Regions from separate parts of the Homo sapiens genome. Here region 1 is linked to region 2. The links are chromatin loops, found by intact Hi-C in ENCODE. Cell type or tissue: heart left ventricle. All regions are shown on one strand. Each heading gives the region's core, and the rest is flanking DNA. Links, peaks and the distances in the headings are about the cores only.

The links. A loop is a pair of places that touch in the nucleus more often than their neighbours do. Peaks named below come from ENCODE experiments on the same cell type or tissue, not always from the same donor. Only the 100,000 strongest peaks of a DNase experiment are listed, where the experiment ranks them.
Region 1: it touches region 2 in a loop (4-fold over the local background); 4 of 110 quality-filtered maps call a loop at or near these places.

What each region holds. Positions count from the first base shown.
Region 1 is chr1:184,689,749-184,693,748 of GRCh38, forward strand. It overlaps EDEM3 (ER degradation enhancing alpha-mannosidase like protein 3), which reads right to left. Exons shown (of 20, transcript NM_025191.4): 20 at 489-4,000. Among named protein-coding and RNA genes, the nearest start is that of EDEM3, 63 kb to the right of the region's middle. In heart left ventricle, for the core only: a CTCF peak has its summit at 2,164 (motif pointing left); no DNase peak of the experiment used is centred there.
Region 2 is chr1:183,930,492-183,937,172 of GRCh38, forward strand. It overlaps COLGALT2 (collagen beta(1-O)galactosyltransferase 2), which reads right to left. Exons shown (of 12, transcript NM_015101.4): 12 at 5,343-6,681. Among named protein-coding and RNA genes, the nearest start is that of COLGALT2, 100 kb to the right of the region's middle. In heart left ventricle, for the core only: no CTCF peak of the experiment used is centred there; a DNase peak (open chromatin) is centred at 2,110; H3K4me3 peaks cover 539 bases; H3K27ac peaks cover 2,492 bases.

The DNA of each region.
Region 1 (4,000 bases), core at 1-4,000, 760 kb after region 2:
AGATGCGATTATAGGTGTGCACCACTATGCCCCACCTCGTGTGTATTTTTCATGTTCTCTTCTTTCGCTGACCTAAACTACTTATTTTTAAAAGCATAATGCTTATTTTGGAAACTTATGAAAATACTGACATATACAAATAAGGAAATAGCAATTGCCTACAATCCAAGATAACCACTGTTAGTATTTTGGCTATTTAACTCACTCCATGATTTCCACCACTCTCTATCCCCTCACCATAATTTTTTCTTCATAAACTCATTGTCCTTTTTACTTACTACTTTATTTTCTATCTTCTTTACCACATTTTGTCCATCTGTCCACTACAACCCCAGGTCCTATAATAGTGCCTGGCATACAGAAGGCATGCACGCCCTTAATCTTTGTTGAATAAATGAGTCAATGTCATTATATATATGTGTGTGTATATATATATAATGTGTATGTATATATGTGTATGGAGAGAGTGAGCAAGCGCTGGATCATAATTTATACACAATTCTAGAGTTTTATTCACTTAGCATTACCTTTGTGCATGCTACTGACTTGTTGAAAAACTTTCAGTGATTTCTTAGAACAAAATCCTTACTTTAGCCCACAAGCTTGGGTTTCTACAGCCTAAAATGTCCCCAGAATTCAATCCCCGGAGGATAAAATGAGTTTAAAAAAAAAAGGAAAACAGAGTGATAAACATCAAGACATAAAAGTATGAGGATATGCACAGTGATTCTAAAAATTCAAATTAAAACTAAACTGGAATATTTACATATTTTATTAAATCTTTACAATCAGTAATTATAATCAAATACATAATTATATACAGGATTATATACATTTTGCCCAGACTTTTACATCACAGTACATAGTTTCCCTTAGAAATATTGTATACATTTATCACCAAACAATAAAATCCAACAACAGTAGTGTTACAGCACCTGTTAGTACAGACATCTTTTTCATAAATTACATCATAAGAAAATATACGGCTGTAAATTGGGCTTTTAAAAATGTCTTTTATAAAATCTGAACATACAATATTTCATTCACAGAATGTTTTTTTTTTCTATGTTCTGACTGAAGCCTTGTGCATAAAACGACCGGCTGGAATATTTACTAAATTCTACCCCCCTCTAAAATTATAAGCAGTATTTGAATTACTTATGCTGAGCTTTCTTCATGATGAATTTGGCATGGGGTTTGGTGAGAGAACAAATGTTGGCTTTACTATAAAAAAGGTTGTGTGATGGTAATTTAAATTTTAAAAGCTTCTTGAGAGAGTAATTACATTAGTGAAGTTAAAATCAGAAAGTGTACAATTTTTCTTTTTACTAATACTGTAAAGAAAAAGGGAGACGTATAATGCCAAGAGTTAATTTGTTCTGAAACAATTATACTCTTTTTGGAAGCCTATTGCAATTTAAGAAGAAAAAAGAAAACTTGCCTAACAAAATATCCCATACCAAACATATCTAGTAAATTACAATTCTTTCACACTTAAAACTTTATGGGAAAAGTATTGCAAATAAGGGCATATCATTTCAATGAACTTTTATATGCAGAAAAAAACTAGCTATTTTATTTTTAGTAGGTAAACAGGTTAAGTTTTAAAACTTGAAAATACCTGAATTAAATACTTGCTCTAATATCTCTTAAAGGATTTCAGCTAAAATCCTTGATTCCAGATTTGTAAACATTATATAAATCTTTCTTAAACAATTTTATGGCTGTGGTGATCACTTCAGCTATATTTCTAAGCAGTCAACATTTAACTGAGGTAGACCAGATGTTTCTAAATTCGGGGTTTCATAGAATCCCCTGAATCTTTAGCAAGTTACTAAAATGTCTATAAAAGTTAACTAAAAAACAAAACACTAAAAAAAAAAAAAACAACTAATGCCTTTGGAATTTTTAATGAACTCAAAAACTACTTTGTGGCAGTATGTCAAGTAAGTAAATGAATGTAGAGTTGTAATTACAACGTTGGAGTTTTTTAGACGAACATTATCTCCTCTTTTCTTAACTAGGGAAATATTGAGTATAATTCCTTCTGGGTATTAAGAAAAATTGGTTAAATTTTTTCCTTTTCTTTTTTTAAGGATTTACTTTTCTTAACAAGTGAACAATTTGCTTCTAAGCGTCAATGAAAGGCAACACCTCCCTCTAATGGCCAAAGGAAGAGAGTGGCAGTAAGCTGGCTTTTCCAATGTGTCACACAATCCTTCATGCCATTAAGTTCTCCTTGTTGGAAAAGAAATTAGGTTGTTTTGATAACTTAGAAAAGTTAGTTTTAGACAACAGTGACTTTCAGCTACAAATACAAAATCAAATCCATGTATATAAGGCTTCTGTAATCGATGTCTTAGAGGAACATCTGCTCATTTTCTCCAAGCCCCAGTCCTATAAATCAAGGCAAGTCAAGTAATTAAGCTTCAACTATTTTGGCAGCTTTGCAATTAAAATGAACAAAGCACTATATCTATCCTTCCATATACTGTATATATTATAGTTCTATCTTGTTACACCAAATCTCACATGCAGAGAGACTAAAAATATCCATTTTGGTTTCAGGTATAATTAAAAGCCAATAAGGGTCTTGCATACTATTCTTTTTCCCCTCCCCAAAGTGAATTCTCCATCAGATTTACTACTCCCTGACTCAATTATATTTACCTGGAATATCTGAATGCAGGTATTTATCCTCTCAGAAAAGAATATGTTTACCTGGGATCTAAACATACTGTACACGAATATACATAACTGCAATACAGCACTGCTGTTTTTAACAGCTCCACTTACACCTCATCAGTACCTCACAACCGTGTTTTAGGAAAAAGTTTTGTGTAATGTTATGGTAAAGAGAAGAAAATTATGTCTCTTAAATATTCCTTTAGAACAAATTCAGGCAAGTTTAAAAAATAAATAAAATGAATAAAGCCATGATTTCAACAACAGGGCTGTCTACAAACATCAACAACAAAATTTAAAAATTTTTAAGACTTAAATGTGGCCAGCACCAGACTACTACAACAACAACAAACCAAAAAAAAAAAGGGGGGGGGTGGAAGTCTCATTAAGCTATATAGCTATATGTAGTTGTATTGTACTTTTTTTTTTAAACACAGGTCACCATACACTAATTTTCAAGTCCGTATCAGAAGGAATATCTGTTAAAAACAAAAACAAAAACCATGATTCAACAGAAAATGTGACAGATTCCTTAGGTGCAACTTTAGAAACCTAAGTTTCAAAGGAGAAAAACAGTAGTTACTCCAGGAATTTTAACTCACTAACCACAGTTCTATCATGGCTCTGTAAGACAGAAAAATGGAACAAAATGTATATAGCTGTTGGCGATACGAGCCTTGTGGCTCAAATTGCATACCAAACATGGGATGGAGTAAGGCTGATGGCTAGAGGTAATCACCTCTAAGAGAAATGAACTGGAAATGATTTATAATCTACCCTACAAGGATATAATGCTAGGTTCCATTTCAGAGTAGTCACAGCTTTCCCTATGGAAGGCCCAATGGGAGGTTCATATTGCAACATTACAGTTTCTCCCTTACTCCATTTTTCAGAAGTATTAAGTAAGCAATCTCCACAATGTATTATATGACCTTTTTACCTGGTCCCACTGATTAGTCTTTATGCAGAGAACTCACTGAGAAAGTACACTGGCTTCACCTTTGGTTTAAATAAAAAAGACATTGTTAAGAAGGAAAAAAAATCAAGTCATCTTGATCATTTGTCACTAAATGAAACAAGAGAAAGCAATGAGCAAAGACTGTTTTCACCATAAATGCATTTGCTTCATAACCACTTAGGTCACTTAGAGTGTTTTGTGAAGGCAGCATAATCAGAATGCCACAATACTCGGATGCATCTTCCCAAAAGAGCCTCTAACCCCCAAAACCAAGAAAGGCGAGCTTCCTTTAATTAGAAGGCTATCCAAACTCCTATTCCCCACTCCACTACTAAATGAATTTTGTTTCTTGTCTAT
Region 2 (6,681 bases), core at 17-4,016:
GATTCTCCAACCTCAGCCTCATGAGTAGCTGGGACTACATCCGCAAGCCACCAATGCCCTGCTAATTTTTTCTTTTTCTTTTTTTTTTTTTTTTTTTTTGTATTTTTTATACAGATAGGGTCTTGCCATGATTCCCAGGCTGGTCTCAAACTCCTGAGCTCAAAGCGATCTGCCTGCCTTGGCCTCCCAAAGTGCTGGGATTACAGGCATGAGCCACCACGCCCAGCCAATCTAATTTATTTTTAATTTTTAACATACAGTCACTCACCAACAATTTATTTTCTTCTGATGTGGTTCCTACTTTGATGACACTAGGAGCTACTTTACAGATGTAGTTGTAAGTCAGGTTAAAAAAAGAAACCTAGGAAATGTAAAGTATTTACACAAAACCCAACAGATCAAATAGGAGCCAGGCAAATTTAATTATTTTAGACTCACAATTTGGCAACCATTATTGGGTGTGGTTTCTCAACATCTCTACCCAGAAACCTTTGTGGAAGCAAGTTTCTTACTTAAAATTTCAAGGAATCCAATGTATGTAATGTTTTCTTAAGAGTTTGAAGGCACCTTACAAATCATGTAGTCAGTGGCCTCGTATTATAGATATGAGGCTGAGACACAGAACAGTTAAGTTGCCCAAGTTTTAGGGACAGAGCTCTGGATCATCAAACCCCACTCTGAGCATATCACACTGGGCCAGGCACTGAATGGAGGAGGCTCTCCTGACAGACACTTCCACAGCCTCACGGAACTGGAGAGAATCCCTGGGATCTGTGGGCTCCATCCCCAGCCTTCCAGTCACATGAATTCCCACAAACTATCTCGGTCAGCTGGGCACCTGGTTGGTTCTTTGAAGTGTCTGAGGAACATTCTACTGAGGGTCAGAGCACTGCCACCTACTATCCTGAGCATCATTTCCATCCCACAGATGAGGAAATGGCCAAAAAGATGATTATTGTGAGTTAGCACCCCAGCTGGATTGGAATCCATTTCTGATCTGTAGTCTCGGGTGTTCCCCGGGGGTGCCTGCAGCGGGAGAAACTCCTAGGAGAGGCATCAACTGACAGGAGTTAACAAAGGAGGAGCAGATGGGACTGGGGCTTGAGTGGCGTTCAGGAGAGCCAGTTTTAAGACCACCTGGATCAGCCTCCCTGTAAGCCAGTTATCAGTATCCAAGTGCTTTAACACAGGCTTCTCAGAAGAAATCATTTTTATTCCTACCATTATTTCATACCAAAGCATCATTATGTGCTACAGTTCCAATTTCTTACACAAGAATGAAAAGGGTTACCAATGCAGCAAGTTAAAAAAAAAAAAAAAGAAGAAGAAGACTGAATGATTTAAGCTGTTTCTGAATTGTTCCTGCCATAAAAAAAAAAAAAAAAAATCAAGGCACCAGTTTTGAAATGGGAGAAGCATTCTAAATGAGACTGTTAGCTTGCCCTTTGACATCGATTTCTGATCCTCATTTATTCAGTATCTAACATCCAAGTCTGCAGAAATATGTTATCTGAGAGTTTGCAGTATGACCAGCTGAATAATCAGTATATGAGGTTTCACAGGGGAGACAGACATGGGTTAGAAGTGCCAGCTTTATGTATCAGGCTGTGTGTGTGTGTGGTGAGACAGAGTGCAAGAGTGAGAGATTAAAACATTAAATTTTACTGAGAAAACAAGAAATGAGACACATTATCCCCCAGCAGCTTGGAAGTGGATGCAGTTTGGTGAGATCTGACTGCCTCGGTCTGACTCCCAGGCCACTTACTACCTTAGGCAAGTTGCTTCCCTTAGCTCTTTGCCTTATCTGAAAGATAGAGATTAATGAATAGTTCCTACTTCTTGAGGTTCATGCTGTATTAAACTACACAGCACACGTAGGGAAAGTGCGGTTCACTTTGGTGCATGATACAAGAGTTAGTTGCTGTTATTCCTGGGAAGCTTCTGGCCTAAGGGAAGTCATGTCTTCAAAGAAGCCCTCCAACCTCCTCCCGGGAGGAGCCAAATGGTCCAGACGTGAAACTCTTAGAGGTGGGGCTTCCACGTGTGGAACGGCACCCTGCGAAAAGCTAAGCCTGCTTGCTGCTCTGGGGAGAGACTGACTCACGGAGCTGGAGGGCGTCCAGGGCTCCTGCAGCTTGTTCCACGGCTGGGGTCCAAAAAGGCTCACAGAGACGGGGATGTGGGCCCGGCGCAGCCTCCCTGGCCAGCCTGCAGGCTTTGCAGTGGGCACTCTCGCTGGACGGGCTGTGACAGGAGAGGCTGGCTGATGTCAAGCAGCCCTGGGCCGGAGTGTCCCTCTCAGGGCCTGAGAGATCGGCCACCACACAGAGCTGGCAGCGATTCCCATGAGTCCCCACCTCCTTGGGTGGATTTTTCTCACCAGAAACTCTGCTCCCTGCTCCTGGGTACCCCCTTCTGTGTCTGTCCACAGTCCCTGTGTCTTTCCTACAGGAAGGGGTTCTCGACTCTGGTTCCAGAGGCCCTGTCCAGGGACAATGGAGATGCTTGATTGTGAGTTATTGCTCTTCCCCAAGCATTGGGGGCACTGGACATTTCACTTGTTCCTGTGCAAGCGGTTCAACTCAACACCAACTCAATCTCTCCCATAGTTGCAGACTTAAAAGGATAAAACTCTAAGGACAAGGCTGTCACCACTTCCATTTGAAGCCTCCCTCCTACCACACTATTTTCCCCATTGGTTCCCTCTCCTCTTTCTTGGCCTGTGCACTGGCATCACTGTCTCCAGCGATGGGCTTGCATTAGTCTCTTCTCCCCACTCCTTGCACTTCTCTCCCAGACTGTGCTCTGAGCACCAGGACTTTGCTCCGTGTGTGGTGCGCTAGAAGCTGCCTCTTTCCTCTCCCCTCGGATTCTCAACAGGCTTGCACCACTCTGTCCCTTGCACTCAACTCTGCTCATGGTTTCCTCCCCTGAGCTAGGCCTGAGCAACAATATCATCCCCTTCAAGTCTTCACAATTTATGCTAGCAATTTTTAAAAGCAGTTAAAGCCCTTCAGGCCACACCATCAAAATGCCTGGACAACTGAACTCCTGTCTGGGGGTCTGTTCCAAACTTCTCATTTCCTTTTGGGAGAAGAAACTGTCGCTGATTAATTTCCAAGCATCTAAGAACAGAGAGAGAGAGAGAGCTGCCCACTCCACTTTGAAAATCAAATTCCCCCACTAGTAAGAGCCCAGACATCCACCCAGCCACCCGTGGAATAGGAAACCCCCATCAAAGCCTTGCCAGGTCCATGGGGGCAGAGCTAGTGCTCTGTGGGCCCTAGGATTGCTCAGACATGGTAAGTTTACTAAAGCACCTGTTCCAGAGAAGCCAGGCTGGAGAATTACAGGGACGGGCATAAAAACAAACTCCATAAATTAAAAATAAAGAGAAGGCAATCCTCAGAGACGATTCTTCATTCTTTCCACTCTTTTTGAGGGCAGATGGGAGGATGGATGGCTTTGGATTGGAAGCAACACAGCTGGTGTCACAGAGGCTACTGAACAAAGATCAGCTCACATATTAGCACATCCATGGGTGGAAGCAAAATACTAGGGCATTTCAGTAATTCACAGAGCAGAAAGGAAGCCACTCTTCTGCCCAGCAACAAAGTTTAATGGAGCCATTCCACCACTTACCTTGGAACCCCATTCAGTGTCTGACAATTCTGTCAATGAATTCTTCCTGAAAGCTCACCTAAACTCCTCTTGCTCTGTCCCTGGGATAAGAGGGAGCACCATTTTTCACGTAATCTTTTGTAATATAATGTACTAAAATCTACCATCATTACTTCTCTCTTCTCCAAGCAGGTACAAAAGGACATTGTCCACACTTTGGTTCTTGTCTCAGCTGCCCTACACTGACTTAGGGCCGCGGGCTCACAGGGAAGCCCCTCATATGCCCCTCCTCTCCTGCTGGCCTTCCTCCCTCAGCTGCATTTAATTGAAGGACAGCCGGTTCCCCTGAAATAATAAACATCACCACAAAACATCATGTGGGCGTGACATTTCCAAAGCTGTCTACTCTTAGTTTTCAGAACGTGTCACCCCTTACATGCTATTTTCTTCTCATATAGCCAGCCTCATTTTAACTTTACTTTGTCATTATTTAACTCCTTAGTGAATTAACTTCTGTCAGGGAGATCACTTCTGGATCATTTCTTTCCTCTGTTTAGTTGGCAAGAATGTCTCAAAAGCACGTTATAGAAAGCCTCCTGGGAAGACACATCTTTATTTTATAGTTACTAGCGGGAGGGATTTGCTCCAATCATAAGGGAAAAACCATAAGATTCCCAAATTTGTAGCTGAGTGGGAATATTTCTTGTTTTGGACATCAACATTTTACTGGAAGCCTCTGTATTATCTGTCAAGATGGTAACCAAACTTAGAATTCTCCCAGAAATGCTGGGCTCTGTGCTTATGATGAGACAGCCCTGAGAAGGAGACAGCCCTGAGAGGGAGGCAGCCAACTTGCCTTGCCAGCATGATTGTGTCTCAGTCTTGTTTGTTATCAACCCCAACACATGCCTAACTCTTCTGCCCTACTGAGTTCCCATGAATCCCACTTTGGCCCTTTCATAGTCCTGTCAGGCAATGCCTGGACAGCATCTCCACCCACTGTGCCCAGCCCTCCTCCCTCTTCTGAACTCCAATTCATCCTCCAAAACCCAACCCAAATGTCACCTTCTCAGCAGAGCTGCCCTGACAGTCCTCCTCTGCCCATTTTGTTCATCTCTGAAATAAAACCATCCTGTTTGGCAGCCACCTGCTTTATGTTGCTCCTCCATTGGACTGCGGGCCCCACACAGCAGTAGGGACCTTACCTACTTCTCTGAGCATCTCAGTGCCCAGCACAAAGCCTGCAGCAAGGCAGTGTTCACAGCCTGGTTTTTGAGATTAGGGGTAAGCTTGATCTAAAAATTCAAGCAGTCACTGAGATCAACAAGGATTTTCTTTTTGTTGCTGCTGTTATTTTTCCCCAGGAAAAAGCTCTTTGGCCTTGGACTGGTATCACAGTATCTCAGTATCTTTTGATGAACGGATAGGCTGACCTGTAGCACAAAATGCAAGATGGACACCTCCACTCCCTCCCAGTGGGGGCTCTCTTCCATCTTTCTGTACCTTGGAATCCTTTTCAGCTTACATAACAGTACCCATCAGTTTAAAACAACCCTCACTGCACAGTAAGGGCAGCAACCACCCTCCCCTCATTTGCCATGGGGATCACACAGCAGTGATGGTTCCCCCTGACTCTGACATCCTTGGTCAAGGGCAGACCTGGTAATCTCTGCAGCGTTGGCCATTGATCAGTGCCTGCGGAAGCAATTGACAATCATATCTTTGAGCTAAGTTTTTTTTTAATTTTTCACAAAGAGCTCCAGAAGGCAAATAGTTTATCACTTCCCCACTCTGAAATAGCACGCAAGACAGATGATGCAGGGGAACGGGTGTCCACTCTTTCTTGTTCTCAGAGCTCCTGCAGCAGGCCTGAATGAACCGCAAGCGGGGCCCATGCAGCGTGTCCTCTGCAAAGTGCAGGTGTTCAGTCCACACACAGCAGCACCAGCACTGCTGATGTCACGGTTGTCTGTCCAGAAGATCCCACGTTAGATCCCAAGAGAAATCCAGACAGGGTTTAGCCTCCAGAGGCAGAGAGCGGGTGCCAGGCCCAGATGCAAAGGCCTCTATACTGACGCCCTCACATGACACTGCAAAGGTCAAATGTCAAAGGTCAAATGTCTTGGCTTAGGACTATAAGGGAGAGATAGGACAAATAATGAGGTCAAGGAACCTCTGGATTGCTGAAGAGATGACTTTAAAAAAAAAGTCACATCTGCGGCTCACAGTGTTCACCAGAAAAGAACACTGCTTGGGATTCTAGACCTGAGCAGGGAGAAACAAACCGGGCTAAAGGAGACAGAACTTTCTTCACAGTAGAACAGTCCTAGTCTAAAATGCTAGAATTTAAGTCCAAAGTCTTTTAAGAATGAGAGTTCTTAAATCTGTCAGACCAGCTGACAGGGGAACAGGAAAAAAAAAATTCTCTATTAAACAAAACACCACAAAAATCAACCCAAACTTCCTTCAACCCCAGCACCCCAGCCACCTCCCACCCCATTAAAAAAGTCATTAAAGTCATGCACACATGCACACACTCAAATATGAAAACAAAAACCAGATACCCAAGGAAATCTTAGGAATCACCTAAGGAATTTTCACTCGCTCCCCAGATGCTCTTTCTGTTTTTCTGGGGGTGGGTGGGAAAGGAAGTCACACTGACAGCTAAGTCTAAGCGGCACAATTTAGAGTTGGGTGAGTTCCCTTTCCTCCAGCGGCCTAGCTTGCTGGTCAGTGTAGAAGGGTACCCACAGTGAGTCGGGAAGGAAGGCCGAGGCTGGCGTCTGGTGGAAGGCAAGCTGCCTCTTGTCCTAAAGTGGGGACCCGCCCCTCACCTGGGGAGATGAGGCTGCCTTGACTACCTATTTGGTGATGAGACAGCTTGGTGATCACTTTCTCTAGACTCTGAGCCATGCTGTTCAACCTTAATGTGGCAATCAGTATCACATGGGCAGTGAACTGAAGAATTAGGTGTCTGGCTTAAAGTGTATCTTACACTCGTACACTAAGCTTGTGTATGTAGCACCACCCGCCTGTGGACTCTGCTCTGAAGGGCCCTCC